2 separate regions of the Homo sapiens genome follow, and region 1 is linked to region 2. Evidence: chromatin loops called from intact Hi-C (ENCODE). Cell type or tissue: heart right ventricle. All regions are shown on one strand. Region 1 has its middle 130 kb from the start of LINC00710. Region 2 has its middle 80 kb from the start of LINC00710.

The links. A loop is a pair of places that touch in the nucleus more often than their neighbours do. Peaks named below come from ENCODE experiments on the same cell type or tissue, not always from the same donor. Only the 100,000 strongest peaks of a DNase experiment are listed, where the experiment ranks them.
Region 1: it touches region 2 in a loop (2.9-fold over the local background); 15 of 110 quality-filtered maps call a loop at or near these places.

Annotation. Positions count from the first base shown.
Region 1 is chr10:10,820,611-10,828,610 of GRCh38, forward strand. It overlaps a transcript of CELF2 not described here. Among named protein-coding and RNA genes, the nearest start is that of LINC00710, 130 kb to the right of the region's middle. RefSeq lists an enhancer at 1-484. In heart right ventricle, a CTCF peak has its summit at 4,108; a DNase peak (open chromatin) is centred at 4,144; H3K4me3 peaks cover 516 bases; H3K27ac peaks cover 4,619 bases.
Region 2 is chr10:10,868,105-10,876,104 of GRCh38, forward strand. It overlaps a transcript of CELF2 not described here. Among named protein-coding and RNA genes, the nearest start is that of LINC00710, 80 kb to the right of the region's middle. RefSeq lists a silencer at 2,619-2,668. In heart right ventricle, no CTCF peak of the experiment used is centred here; no DNase peak of the experiment used is centred here; H3K27ac peaks cover 3,377 bases.

The sequences.
Region 1 (8,000 bases), 47 kb before region 2:
TGGACAGAGAGGTACAGAGTGTTGTGAGGGTGACACACAGATCTCTCACTCAGTTAGGGAAATCAAGAAAGGAGTTCCTGAGGAATCGTTACTCACACTGAGATCAGAACACCATATGGGAGTCAACCAGCGAGGACAGGAATGAGGGTTAAGCCACATTCAAGGCCGCATTGAAGATTTTGTTCTCTCATTGTAAGAGCAATGGAAACCATTTACACCTTCAAACAGAGCACCACTAAGAGATTTGCATTTCTACAAGTTCATTCTGAGAATGGTGGAGAGGATGCATTTGAAGGGAACCAGAGTGAATCTCGGAGAGCATTCTGGGGGTTATTGTAGATATCCCGGCCAGAGATGACAGTAGTTTGGGTTGTGACAAGAGCAATGAGGCTAGAGAAAAGTGGATAGATTCAAATGATTTCAAGGAAGTCAAACATAAGGGATTGGAGTGACATTGGTTGTGGGGCTGAAGGAAAAGAAAGTGTCCAGCAAGCTGCCGAGGTTTCTGGTATGGGTGGGGGTATCATTTATGTAGATTGAATCCTGCCAGGCAACCAGGTTTGGGGTTGACTTTGGACATCTAGCGTCCAAGGTACCTCTAATATGCCAAAGAGAGAGCTTCCAGGTGACTGTCTGGCTCTGGAATTCCAAGGGAATGGCTGGAGAAATCTTTCTAGACCTCACTTGTGTAGAGTTGGCCACTGAAGGCACACGTGGATGCTGGGTGCATGTGTGTGGGCAGGCACGGAGCCGAGCCATTGGTTCTTGGCATGGAAAGGCGAGAGTACCAGGGACAGAGGTTTGAAGTCACCAGTGGGTCATTGCCTCTCCCTGCCATGTGTATTTAATTATCATTAAGTTATTTCATGTTCTCCTTGGAAGCCCCCTCCAGGGTTAAAGTCCTTCTTGTCTTCCTGCTTCCGCCTGACTTGAGGCCTCCATCATTCTACTGAAATGTCCTGAAAGCCTCTAACAGGGCTTCCTGACTCTCTCTTCCAGCTCCAGGGCTTACCACAGTTGCTGCAGGGGTTTCCTTGGTTTTTTGTTTTTTTAAGGATCATGTCTTGCTCTGTTGCCCGGGCTGGAGTGGCGCGATCATAGCTCACTGCAGCCTCAAGCTCCTGGACTCAAGCAATCCTCTTGCCTCAGCCTCCTGAATAGGTGGGAGTATGTGGTGATGCACGATGCCCAGCTAATTTTTTAAATTTTTTGTAGAAATGAGGTCTTGCTTTTTGGCCCAGGCTGGTCTCGAATTCCTGGGCTCAAGCAATCCTCCTGCCTCGGCCTCCCAAAGTGCTGGGAGCCACCATGCCCTGCTGGGGATTACTTTATTAAAAGACAAGGATGATTTTATTTCTCCCCTGCTGAGAAGCCTTGGGGCATCGGTGGCCAACAGGAAGTGGATGTTTTGAGCTGGCACACAGACTACACACAATGCAGCCACTCCTTCCCTTTCTATTCTCTCACAACCACCTGTTGATGTGGCCGCCTGGCAGGTACCACGTTGTGCTGTGGTTGCTTGTTCTAGAGCCTGTGTTTCCTCTGCAGCTGCGATGCAATATGCTCTGGACTGGATGTCACCACCTCTGCATCCCCAGAGCCTGGAAGGGGACCGGCCTACAGGGGCCATGCCGCCCTGTGACTTTAGCTGCTGTCTGGCTGTTTGTTTCTGCCTTCCTTTGCTTCTGTACAAATGTATTAATAGACAGGAAGTCATTGCCTCTTGACTATCTCAGAGGCAAATTCTGCAGTAAAGGAAGAGATTTCCTTGCCTCAAGGAGAGGAGTTACATAAACAGTGCTTAGAAGAAATAATAGTAATGCATATGCAGTCATGTGTTTATAAGTTGGCAAAGCTGCTTCACTAGTTGAGGCATGATATTATTTTTACTCAAAATAAAATGCCCTCAAAACCCCTTGGATTGCATTCCACAGATTAATTATATGTGTTCAGCCAGAAGTTCAACCTTCAGTTTGAAGAACCTCTGGGGAAAAGATGTCTTTTTAAGCGATTAACTACCTGTGCTTTTAATATATAGACCTGATTTACTGTTTCACTGTTTTTCTCCTACTGAGGTTCTTTGCTTCCTTTCTTTTCATATGTCAGAAAGAGAGAGAAAGAGGAAGGGGGAGAAGGAGAGAGAGAACATGTTTTTGAACAAGTTTCAAAACCTAGTCATTTGGAGTAAAGAAAATTGGATTATTTACTTATTATAGATTTTATATTTCTTGTCTTGCTTGGAAAGCAGCTGGCTGGCCCTAATAGCTTACCCAGGACTAATGCATTCCAAAGAATCTACTTATAAAGACCATTTCTGTACAGATCTAAAATTTTCATTTGTGAGGCAAGGTTAAATTCATTAGATAAATCCAAAATCGATTTTTTAGAAATAGTTTACTTACTTTATTAAGTGTTTAGATATATGTGGGTTATTGAGAATAAAATATTTTCTTGAAATGGAGCAAAAAAGACCCTTAAAATGGCATATGTAATTTAATTCTTCTGTAGTTTTCTTTTTTAAAAAATCACAATTAGAAAGGACTTTTTAAAGCTTTTTATGTGCATAGAAAGAAACAGAAAAAATATAGGTATGGCCTGTACCTTCTAGTGCTCTAGTTATAAATATAAATTCATAGTGAGTCTGTAGTTGAATATCACATATTAATTAAGTAAAAATTCCGTATCTGAACATTGTCTCACAGCATCTTGGTTGCTGGGTCTGCATTTGCAGGCGTTCCCAGGGTTGTGGGATGAGCTGAGAGTAAAGATCTGGGCACTCGCAGGAATGGAAATTGGGATCTGGCTGTAGGAATGGCTATTCCTTAACACACTGTGTGACCTTTCAAGTTCAAGGATTCCCTCAAACTGGCATACAATGCTTTCTAAACTGTAGGTGACAGAAATAACATAAGGGCTTTTGTTATCTGAGCTGTGTCTGTATGTGTATCTGTGTATGCATGTTTTCTTATGCACAAAAAAAAATAGAATGGCTGAATTATGTTAAATGTAAAAAACATCAACATAATTTTTATTCATTTAAAAATACTAACCTAAATGCGGCAGAGATAATCGTATTAATAAATTTTTATAAGTATGGATCTCACCTGCTATTTAATCATTGCAAGCCAAACAATGTTCTAAACATTTGACATCTATGAGCTTATTTAATTCTTGCAACGACCCTGTAAAGCAAGTATTATTCTTATACCCATTTTATATATGAGAAAAAGCATAAAACTTGTTCAAACACACCATTAATGTTTAAGTATGTATGCTTATTTCAGATCGTGTGTGTGTGTACGTGTGGATAGATGGGTAGATAGCTGAATGGATGAATGGATAGATAGATCTAGCAGATGATAGATAGATAGATAGATACATAGATACATAGATACATAGATAAATAGATGATAGATAAGAGAGAGAGAGAGAGATGTTTGTTTTACAGAAGATAGAATCAAAGCTAGCTGCAACTGAGAGATAAAAGTTCATTTTCCCTTCTAATACCATTTGGAATTTGTTTCTATTATACAACAAATTTTAGCCATTAAAGTTTAAAAATAGAAAGTCTGGTATATTAAAATCTATGCAAGAACTTTACGAAAGCCTTTTGTTTTCTCTTCCAAATAATGAGCTGTGTTGTCTGAGCCAGCCATACCCAAGAATGTTATTAATAGTGTGTGATTTTCAAAATGTATTTATTTATTTGGCCAACAAAAACAGGGTTTCCTAGAATTTTCCATTTGTCTCATCTCACAGTACCTCTCACCTCTCAGTTTTATCCACAAAACCCCCCAAATTCAAATGCATATCTGGAACCTGACATCTTCAACCAAGACTCTGCAGAGAAAAGAATAAAATGAAGTAAAACTTAAGGATGTTTGAGATCCTTGTCAAACCATCCTTCAGTGCTCATCTGAGATTTTCCCCTTTCCCTGCCCCCATGGCTCTTGGATAATAGTTATGCACATTCTCTAACTGGAGCTTTAACCCTATTAATGTTGAACCATACTTTTGGTAAGAATACAAAGTGTAAACCCACTTAAAGTGACTCCTTTCTTAAGCAATGTCAGAAATATTTAGTCTCTGTTGCTGCACAGACTGTGCGTGAATTGCAGCCAGAGGTCAGCTCAGATATGCGCTTGCACATTCAAGCTGCCAAAAAACATAAGAACATATTTAGAACAATGAATTGTTAAGTTGAAGCTTTCAATTCTCATGGAACGTTAACTCTCCAGCACTCATCGACACCTCTTTGAGCCTCTGATTAAGAAGGAAAATCAGGAAAAGAACATGGACCTGGGCCACCTAATGGAAATATTTCATCAGGCAGTGACCTTTGTGTTTGTCATTGTTTGTCCTCTCTGTTTCCCGGGGCATACTGTTTTAATAAGCGTTTGTAATTATAATCTACACAAGCGTCTTAATAGTTTCCAAAGATACTTGGAAACTCATTGGGGCTGTTTCACAATCGGAAATTGATGTTTATTTGGAGATGACTATGGTAGGATCCTGAGCTCCAGCCTCCCTGTCTGATTTGAGTGGGGTTTTGGAGGGAAGGATACCGATTTTTTTTGTTGTTGTTTTTTTGTTTTTTGTTTTTTGTGTTTTGTTTTTGAGACGGAGTCTCGCTCTGTCACCCAGGCTGGAGTGCAGTGGCGCGATCTCGACTCACTGCAAGCTCCGCCTCCCAGGTTCACACCATTCTCCTGCCTCAGCCTCCCAAGTAGCTGGCACTACAGGCGCCCGCCACCAAGCCCAGCTAATTTTTTGTATTTTTTAGTAGAGACGGGGTTTCACTGTGTTAGCCAGGCTGGTCTTGATTTCCTGACCTTGTGATCTGTCCACCTCGGCCTCCCAAAGTGCTGGGATTACAGGCATGAGCCACCGCGCCCAGCTGGATACCGATGTTTTAAGTGTCCAATGGTGATAGCAAGATTCCTGTGTTCCCATAAACTTTCATAATGGTAAAGCTAATATTTGCACATGTGCTTAAATGTGCCTGTCATTTTTGCTTTGTAGGGGTCAGTCTTTACTGGATTTGGTCAGCAGCCATCTAGGTATCCGGAGTGTTGGTGGACTTCTCTGCAAAGTAATATAGCAGCAAAGAGTCCTGAGCCTCCCAGGCTGTGTCCCCACCTGCCTAGAGGACTCTGAGTAAATTCCTTTCTCTCCCAAGGCCTCAGTTTCCTTATCTGCAAAATGATAAAATTAGACCAGATTATCTCTCAGGTCTGAAGCTGTGATTAAAAGATGCTTGTGAAGCCATGTCCAAAGATCATCTTCATGAGTGGGTTACTCAGACATAGATCTTTTAAGAATAACAATAATATTATCTATATCCAATGAGCGTATACTCTCTGCCAGGAGCTGTACTAAGACTTCAAATCTCTGATATTAATCCTTACAGCAGGACTAGGAATAGAGTCAGATAAAGGGGCTGTAGAGCCAAACAAATGCCAGAGTAATCAAACCATAAGAGGGTTGATTTCTAATATATTATTCCTATTTTCACTAAATAAATATATGCCAATATTTAACTAATAGTGATTGGATGGGGCAAAAAAAAAACAATCCTTAGTTTTTCCTGGATGCCCATTTCTCTTGGTATGGCTCTCCTTTGAATATTATTCACATTCAGCTGATGAGGAAATCAAGGATCATGGAGGCTGTGTAACCTGCTTAGTTATTCATCTAGCTGTGGTCAAGATGGACTTCAAATTCACGTATACCACTGTCCATGACTCATGGTCTCAGACACAATGGTTTATGACTAAGGTTCTGGGATTTATCAAATAAAAATACAGGACATCCAGTTAAATTTGAATTTCAGATAAGCAATAAATAATTACTGAGTGTGAGTATGTCTCAAATATTGCATGGGCTATGCTTATGCTAAAAAAAATCACTTGTCATTTGTCTGAAACTCAAATGTAATTGGGAATCCTGTATTTTTGTCTGACAATCCTGTCTATGACAGAACCCAGTGATGGAAGCTGCATCTCTGTGCTTTACTAAATACTGTGAGTGGACAGAAGGTTCTATCTCTGAGAAGTTCGAGATCCAGATGATGAAATGGAAACAATAGATACAGTGAAAATGGAAATACCCATGAGAGCACCTGAGTTGCCTTCAAAGATAAAGAATGCTTTGTTCTAGGGGCTCTGTTTTGTATTTTTGTCTCTCAGGTCCAGAATTTGCATTGCTGTTTGTGCAAAGTAATCAAGAGAAGCAGAATTATAGAATTTCCATGTAGGGAGTGGCTAGCCTTTAGAATCCAGAGATGTGGATGTCTTAATGTACAAATGAGGCCGTGAACTGTGCACAGAGTCATAACTGGTTGGGAATAAAATGCAGTGTTGTGACTTCCTTCCCTGGGATCTTTCAGGGAATGAGGTGTGAAGGAATGCTCTAGATAGGATAGAATTAATCAAGTAGGACTAAGTAATTCTGCGCCCTCCTGGAAATTTTATTGAGATCAAAGAGGGTTGTTTGTTTGTTTGTTTGTTTGTTTGTTTTGCAGGAGTTAGAAGGAAATTCTGATATTTTGACCCAGATCCCTGGGGTACTGAAGGACTTATTCTCCTGCATTTTACAAATATTTGCATATCCCCATGAGCACATGATAGCCTCCACCCCAGAGTATGCAGAAGGTAAACATCTCAATAATGGGGTACTCAGGGATTTTTGTCCGTCCTCTCTCATTTTATTAACTCTGTTAAGAATTATTTCACTGCTAACACTCTCACTTCTTCATCACGTCTCCTTCTGAGGATAAGTAGGGAAAATAGGAAAAATATAAAATGCAAATCATTTATCTTTGCAACCTGAGAAGAGACTAGTTTGGAAAAGCATCAGTGAAGAAAAAAGAGTTTAAAGACATAGCGAAACAGGATTCATCCACTGATTTTCAGTAATTGATCATATACTTCACCCTAGCTACCAAGGATGACCTAAAGTAGACTGATTATGTTAGTCCCTCCTCTAGCCATGGAAAGTATTCATATTCCCTAACGTGTCACAGGGGAGCTGATTTATGCTTGTGATTCAGGTATCCAGGATAGTTACTCCTTACAACACTTCTTAAAAGTACTTGTGTGTCGTATCTGTCATTGACTTGATTTTTCTCTATGCAAAGAATATTGTTAGGCAAAAATATGTATGTAGGAGAGAGAAAGCATGTGTGTTCCATTACAAAAATAAAATAAAGCAAAGAATGCAAATCTTGAGTGGAGAAGTGTAAGTTATAAATCTCATTTTTCACTAGAGAGTAGAATAAAACACCTTTAAAAATAAAACTAATTTGAATTAGGGAATCAATCAAAACCATAAATGAATGCAAATCAAAACTGCAAGATACCACATCATACCCGTCAGGAAGGCTAGTCTTAAAAAAAAAAAAAAAAAAAAAAAAGCAGAAAATAACAAGTTTTGGTACAGTGTTGGTGGGAATGTAAAACAGTGCAGTTGCTACAGAAAACAGTATGATGGTTTCTCAAAAAACCGCGAACAGAATTACCAGGTGATCCAGCAATTCTACTTCTGGGTATGTACCCAAAGGAATTAAAAGCTGGTTCTCAAAGAGGTGTTTGTATACCTATGTTCACAGCAGCATTATTCATGACAGCATTATTCATTCAGAGGCAACCCAAGTAGCCATCAACAGGTGAATAGATAAACAAAATGTGGTATATGCATATAATGGAATATTATTCAGCCTCAAAAAAGAGGGGAATTCTGACCCATGCTACAACACGGATGGACCTTATGAGCATTACGGTGAGTGAAAGAAGCCAGTCAATAAAAAGGCAAACACTGTATGATTCCACTTATATGAGGTGCCCAGGATAGTCAGATTCATAAAGACAGAAAGTCGAGTGGTGGCGGTCAGGCACTGTGTGTGGGGAGAATGGGGAGCTGTTTAATGGGGACAGAATTTCAGTTTGGGATGAAAAGAGTTCTGAAGATTAGTTACAAAGCAGTGTGAGTATACTTAATGA
Region 2 (8,000 bases):
CAGTTATCTGTTCCTGTTCAGCATACCACCCCCAGAATTAGTGGCGGTGAAATGACAGTTGATTATCTCTCATGGTTCTGTGCATTGACTGGGCTCAGCTGGGCATTTCTTACTGGGCTCTCTTGAGCACTTGACGTCAGATGTTGGCTAGGGCTGCAGCTATGGCCTTGCCTGGATCAGAGATGCAAGATGGCTCACACGCAAAGTTGGAAGTTGACGCTGGCTGGGAGCTCAGCTGCTTGTGACTCGAATACCTACATAAGGCCCCTCCATGTGATTTGGGTTTATTAAAGGCCATACCAAGAACAAATACTCCAAGAGGCAGGAAGAAGCTTCCAAGCCAGTTAAAGATTTGTGCCAAGAAATGGCAAGGTCTCATGTCTGCTATATTCTATTGGTCAAAGCAATTACAGAGCCTAACCAGGTGCCAGTGGGTAAAGAAATAAACTCTAGCCCTGGATGGGGGAGCAGAAAGGTCACATGGCAGAAGAGGAGATGGGATGGGAGATATTGCAGCTGTCTTTGGGGTCTACCATCTGCCACTGCGGAAACTCTCCTAGTTTTCATCTCCTTCCTTCCTACTGGCTGCTCTCCTGCTTTAACCTGTGAGCATGTTCTTATCACTATGTTGTTAAAAGAAAAAGGTACAGAAATCAATGGATGTATCATTTGTGATATGTATACTTTTTTCTACGTATATTATAGTTCAATAAAAAGTTTAAACATGGTAGAAAAAGGGAAGAATTTGTGGCTCACTGCTACCAAATAGGTAGGTCTTCATAGAATTTAGTTTTGATGCTAATTTCAATGGTAGGTATGTCCCCCATCCTAGCATGTTTCTTTCTCGACTACAGAACTAATTAATGTGTACCACACATGTAAAAGAATGTTATAGTAACATGTGCTAATATTAGGACAAACCAAACTACTGCATATGTCTATTTCTATCTATCTGTCTAGAAAGCAAAAACTTTTTTTCCATGTCTTACTTTTTTTAATAGTAACATGATGTAATAAACTGGACTCTTAACTTGGATATTGGAGGGATTAGATAGGTCTAAAAAAAAGTCTTGAGTTCTCAGAAGAGAAAAAGTCCATGTAAATATCACGTATTTGATTTCTATTATCCTTCCAATGAAGTTAGGTTGAATAATACCTCTTAGAAACTAAAATAACAGGTGGGGCGCGGTGGCTCACATCTGTAATCCCAGCACTTTGGGAGGCCAAGGCGGGCAGATCACAAGGTCAGGAGTTTGAGACCAGCCTGGCCAACACAGTGAAACCCCATCTCTACTAAAAATACAAAAATTAATTGGGCATGGTGGTGTACGCCCGTAATCCCAGCTACTTGGGAGGCTGAGGCAGGAGAATCCCTTGAACCCAGAAGGCAGAGGTTGCAGTGAACCAAGATCACCACCCCACTGCACTCCAGCCTGGGTGACAGAGTGAGACTTCATCTGGGGGAAAAAAAAATGGAAACAACAAATGTCCTGCATATATATTTTAGGATAGGATTTCTGCTCTGTCCCAACAACTAAAACACAACATTTTCTAATCCCTGGTTTTATGAAAAATTACAAAATAGGCAGCCTTTGGGATCCTCCATCTTTACTTTCGTATGGTGTCTACTTCCTCTGCACCCCTCTGCCATGTTGCATTCTCTCTTCACGCCTTATCAACATAATGAGTCATTTAGAAAACCGGCCATGAGTCATTACAAAAATTAAATAGCTGAATGCGGTGACATGTTTCTTTGGTCCCAGCTACTCTGAAGGCTGAGAGGATTGCTTGAGCCCAGGAGTATAAGGATCAGTCACAGTGAGATAGTGAGACCTCATCTCAAAAAAAAAGTAATGCCCAATTTTAAATGGTTTATTATATTGCCATTGAGATTACCTATATCTTATATTATGCCAGACCTCAGCCCTATCTACTATCTTAAAATCTAAAATTTAAGAACTTACTTGCAAAGAAATAGGAGATGGTTAACATAATATTAACCAAGAAGCCACAATGTTCATGTATTTTTATGAATTCTTAAGAAAAATCAGGAATGATGTCCATCTTTAAAATTTTTATTAAAGATTATTTCAAGAAAAGGAATAGAATTTAATAAATATACTTTAAAAGATATGTACGTTAAATTTAGGGACATTTGGTATATATAAAAAAAGGCCATAAGTCATTGAGATTATTTCACTTTGACATGTAAATGTATTGCCTATCTCGGGGTATATATATTTAAGTCTTCTCAATAATTATACCTTAGTTTTATTTATTTATTTTTTCCATGTTGAAACAATTTGGACAGCAGGGACCAGGGTCTAAGTCTCCATAGCAAAGACTCACCCTCATGGAAACGCCGGTGTGGCTCTCCAAGTGACTCTGTGCTTCAGTGATTTCCGAAATACCAGTAAATAACAAAAACTTTCAGGAAGTCAGCCCTCTGAGACCCAGAGTTGGGTCTTCTGATTCTCAACATGAAGCTGTTATGACACTGAGTCTGAGAATTAGGACCAAAAATGGGAAGCAGAAGTCTCCAATTAGTAAATTCTCTGGTTACACATTCTTGAGTTTCTTCTTATTTCCATTTTTAAAACCTCAACCTTAAATCCGTGTGGTCTTTAACCCACCGCCCGCCCAGCCTTCTGCGGTCAGGCATGAGTGCACACCTGCCACATCCCAGGCAGCACCAGAGCACGGTGACAGTCGCGCTGGCCTGAGCACAGTCTCCAAACAGTAAAAAGGGATTTACTGCCTCTTGTTCGTTAATATATCTTAGTTGCCTCCAGCCTTGTTATTTTCTCTAGACATTACCGGACTCACTAACGCAGTGGCCCGAAGTAGACAAGAGGCAGTGTACGCTCCCACCCCCACCCCGCAACTTGCAGAGAAGAGCAACTCCCTGCTGTTGCGCCATAAATAATTGAACAGTCTCTTCCAGGCAACACAGTCAAGATGCAGATTTAATTTATTCCCTGGGAGGACTAAAGGTGGCTATGTAGAGCCGGTTCGCAGTCAAGCTGAGCTGGGGACACTGGTACTTTCAAAATGTGTCAAACCATGCCCTGGGGTCCAGTGTCAAATGCCATTGCAAAGAAGGGTTCTTTTCTTTTTAGCTTTGTTCTGTTTCCCTGAGCATTCCTCATTAGGAAAAGAAACTTCATTCCACAACAGAAAGGGAAATGATACTGATGTCACTGGCTGGCATTTTGCACATCTTTAAATTCACTAAAAATCTATGCGCCACATCTAATGTCATGGTTTCTACCTTGTTTATTTTCTTTAGAAGATTTCTTTTTTAAAGCCACCTGTGACTTGACGTCTGGAGTTGTTTTACATAACACAGTCTGAAAAGCACACCTCGTGGAAGCTACAACTTCTTTGCTTGTGTTAGAAACCTAGCGGGAATGGCTCAGGACTGCAATCCCAGCACTTTGGGAGGCTGAGGAGGGCAGATCACGAGGTCTAGAGACCTAGTGGGAAAAAGAATGGAAAAGAGGGAAGGAGGAAGAGGAGGAGGGAAGGAAGGAAGACAAGAAAGAAATCCCAATTCAGGCATTTCGAAAGACTTCTAGGAAGGACTTTTGGGATGGAACCAGGGGACGTAAAAGAACCTGAGACCACCAGCAGCACGAGGACCCAGGAGCGAGGAGAGAAATGGGCTTTCCAGGGACCACTGGGAGCTGAAGGAGAGAGGAAGTAGTGAAAAGAGGCAAACATTGCCAGAAATTTGATAATTCAGCCCAAACGAATACAATGCTGAAACATGCAAACGTATTCTCAGGTCCCTAAGTCTCCTATTATAGGAGCTATAATATTGAGTACATTGATTTTCACATATTATCTTCCGTTGCCTATTTGACAAAAATTTCTATTTTGCATTTCAAAGAAGCTTATATCTTAAAGATATTCTATCCTGTCCTTTAATTACTCATTTTAGAAAATGCTTGATATTTTCCATGTGAAATATTTCCTTTGGAAAGCTCCTGTCCTTCCCTTCCTCTCTCCCTCAACCTTCCCCATGTGGGTATTTGCAAACTATGTAGACTATGGTTGGAATCTTTTTGGCAAGTACTTAATCAGACTCCGGCTTTGTTTTCAAGTCTGGGTTGCTATGATTGTATCCCTAAGGAAGTTGGTTACGTTTTGGAAAGACTGTGTAACGCAGAGGCCAGAGCTGTCTTTTTGACCTGGGAGGTGATTTGAGGAAATGATCTCAACAAATTAACTTCTCACTTGTTTTTAAATGACTTTGAGATACAAAGGAAGAAAAAAAATCAGTCACTGCTGAAGTTCAAAGAAACGATGTTCTACTGAGTGCTTTATGGATTTTTTTAAGTACAATTTTCCAAATAATAGAAAAACATTCCGAATGATGATGTTGCCTGATTCACTGCACACAGCTGTCAGCTGATCCCAAACATTTATGCTTACCATTAAAAGCTTGGAGAAAACCAGATAAGGGTGACTTCTAGTCCATCTAGACAGATAACAATGCAAGGCTGTGCCGACTCTAATGTAAACATGTAAAATAAACCCACAGAAGCAAAACAACAACAACAACAACAAAAAACTGCAAAAATTTTAAAGGCTCTCCCATAGCCTGGTGGCTTTTATGGAAAAATTTTTTTTGCACCCATGGGGTGAGGAAAGAAGAGAATTTTGTCCTTCTGGTGAAACCTCTTGCCATAGACTTGAAACCTGTAAAATCATGTGGTTTATGGAGCAATGTTTTGTGCCTTGAATTCCATATGCAGAGTTTGGGGAAAGGACACATGTGGTGAGAGGTTCTGAGGTCTTGTCTCATGGGACGCTGGTTCCAGGACTTTCTTTCTGGGTGACCTTTCTTGGTGGTTAAAATAAAACATAAACTTTCACCATTCAAGTTTCTCCCTTGCTTGCCTCATGTCAGCTTTCCTCACTCACTCACATTTGGGTAAATGTACACACATCCTTTTATCGGCTTATGTACACACATATATTGTACCAAGCTGGCCAATGCAATATTTATGTTTGTACTTTGAGCTGCCTAAGATTTTGTCATGAAATCTAAGGCTGCTGTAGGGGAGAGAGTGCATAAAACTTTCATGACTAGTATAAAAAATACAAAATGTTATCATTAATATTTAATAAAATTTGCAGCAGTCAATGAGCAAAATCAATGTTTTTTAATTAAGTTATTCATTTGTAATACGAGCCGTACCTTGTTGTGCATTAGGGTGGAATTTAGGATGTTGAACTTAAAATAAATAAATAAACTTAATTTTAGCCCTCGGGGTAACAGTATTAGTGATAAAACTATTAATTGGTTGCCTTTGCTTTGATAAGCAAACAGGGTTTCTTTAGTGACAACATCTTTTATCCCAAAGAGCCTTCTGAGTCTCAAGCTGGATTCTGTCCAAGGTGTTTAGTAAGATGAATTGCAGTTCATATTGTTGATAACAGGCACATCAGTGCCCCAAGCGTATTGTTACCTCCTACCAAGGCTCTCCTATTCAAAATTGGGGCTGCATGAAGGGTGGAAGTTTATACAACTTGAATGGGTTTTTAACCAAGGTTGTAGAGTCATCCTATATTAATTAAATTAGCAATAAATCGAAGATCTGTTCATCTCTCCAACTTCTCTTTGCTCTGGAATTTATTTTTCCAACCCATCGTCCCTATCCAGTTCTCCCTGTCCCTTCTCTGAATCCTCCTTGTCGGTTTCCAGACCTTCACCCCTTTGTCCAGCCTTCTTTCTGGGGGTGTGGAGGAAACAGCTTCCTGTGAGCAAAGCTGATGCGGGCAGGTGGCACATTGCTCTTCCTTACAGCCATTTAAAAATACAGCTTTGATTGGGATGCTGCTAACTTAGTCTCTGTATTTGCCCTATATCTAGTTGATGTAAATAATGTGCTGAAATTATATATTAAAATGATTCTGGCCAGGTACAGCGGCTCATGCCTATAATCCCAGCACTTTGGGAGGCAGAGGCAGCCAGGCTCGCTTGAGCCCAGGAGTTTGACACCAGCCAGGGCAACGTAGCAAGACCCTGCCTCTCCAAAAAAAAATGTTTTTGTAAATTAGCCAGGCATGGTGGCACATGCCTTAATCCTAACTACTTGGGAGGCTGAGGTAGGAGGATTGCTTGAGCCTAGGAGTTCAAGGTTGCAGTGAGCCATGATTGCACCACTGCACTCCAGCCTGAGTGACTTGAGTAGTGACAAAGTGACTCTGTCTCTTAAAAGAAAGAGTAGTGACAAAGAGACTCTGTCTCTTGAAAGAAAGAAAATAAAAAAGAAAGAACGCACTGTATTAATAATGCACTTTACCCAGATTCCATGGAAAATGGTTAAAAAAAAAAAAAAACCTTGATTATACTATACAGGGATGTCCATACCAGCTGATAACTATGAGTTAAAAATTTATAAATAGATCTCTAAGGACTTCTGATACAAGATTTTCAAAGTTGAGAGAAGAAAAGCATTGTTCTCATCAACCCTAATTATTAAACAAATTGTTAGTGTGATTTGTAAATGCAAAAAATGTAAGCACATTTCATAATATATGTTGATGTTGGTTAAATTTACCTAATGGGAAGTCGTGAAATTCCTGAAGGCTCAACTCAAACAAAATCATTTAATAAAAATAATATATATTGGAAAGATGGAGTATGTAGAATCCAGGATTAACTTGGTAACTTCTGAGGAACATGCAGAATGACACAAGCATTTCAATACCTGTTCTAGATTCACTAATAATATGACGTTGAAGGTGTAAAGGAAACAGTACATTCATCAGGGTGACCACAAGAAAAGGATTTAATTTTGATCTGTTTTAAGAATCTCTAGAAATAAATATAAATGTAAACTAGATTTCATTAAAATTGATCAAAGATGATTTCCTTATCCAAATTATCAAGAATAGTTAATATAGACCCTTTGGGGGTTTAGGAAAGTGTAGGAAGAAACTGTCTAGCTTATATTATGCTCAGCTTCTTTTGTTGTTTATTGAAATGTGTCAACTTTATTGTTAATATTTCACTGATGGTTCGTTCTTCATCTCTTCAATGTGGAATTCAATTTAAAATAAAATCCGATATTCCGTCTGAAAATTTCAATTCCCAGCAGAAGTATAATTCAATTAAGTTCCAAATATTTCTTTTAAAAATACAAAATAAAATCATTCTCTCTACATATGCTATTTCTGCTCAGTTCCAAAAGGATAAAAAACTGCATTTGTTTAGTTTTGGTTCATCTATCACTTTGTACATTTTTATGGATTTTTACGTGTAATCACATTTTCAGAGGGGATTTTTATATAGTCTGCTCCATTTCTGCAGAGTTATTACAGAGTTATTATCTTTCAGCCTTAAAATTATAAAAATTGATACACAATCTTTGGTTTCTCTCTCCCTAGGAAAGTGATGCGAAGCCATTCATCATTCACTGTGATGGGCTAAACTCGCTTTGTTTACTGTAGCGTAGGAGGGTTGTTTCTCCTCTTCCCTCTTTCTTACTAACAATGGTGGTGGTGATCATAGTGGCTTTCCTGCCTGTGCTGGGGTGGGAGGATGAGGGATAAGCACCTTACATCTAATCCTAGAAAAGAATCTGCATTTTTTTTTCTCTAAAAGCTTGATAAAGTACAGTATGTTATTTAAAAGGAACTTGCAGACTTCCATCTCCCTCTTCTGTTGAGGTTACTCTCCATACATCTCTTCCCTCTGCCTCTCTCTACCAATTTGCTGTTTGCAAGATGACTGCTCTATCAGACATAAAATGCTGCCTTTTCGCTTAACTATGCAACAACTGCTCTCTGTACTTCTAGGGCAGCCTTAATGGTGCATTTATATTCCATTCAAACTTGAACACAGCAAGAGAAAACCTACCTACAGGGATTGTAAGTACTGATGGCATTTGCCACCATCTGAAAGCCTTGCATATGGCGTTATGTGTACCTGAGCCATCCCAAAGTGTTGTCATTAAAACACAATTGTGCTTCACAGGTGTCAGCTG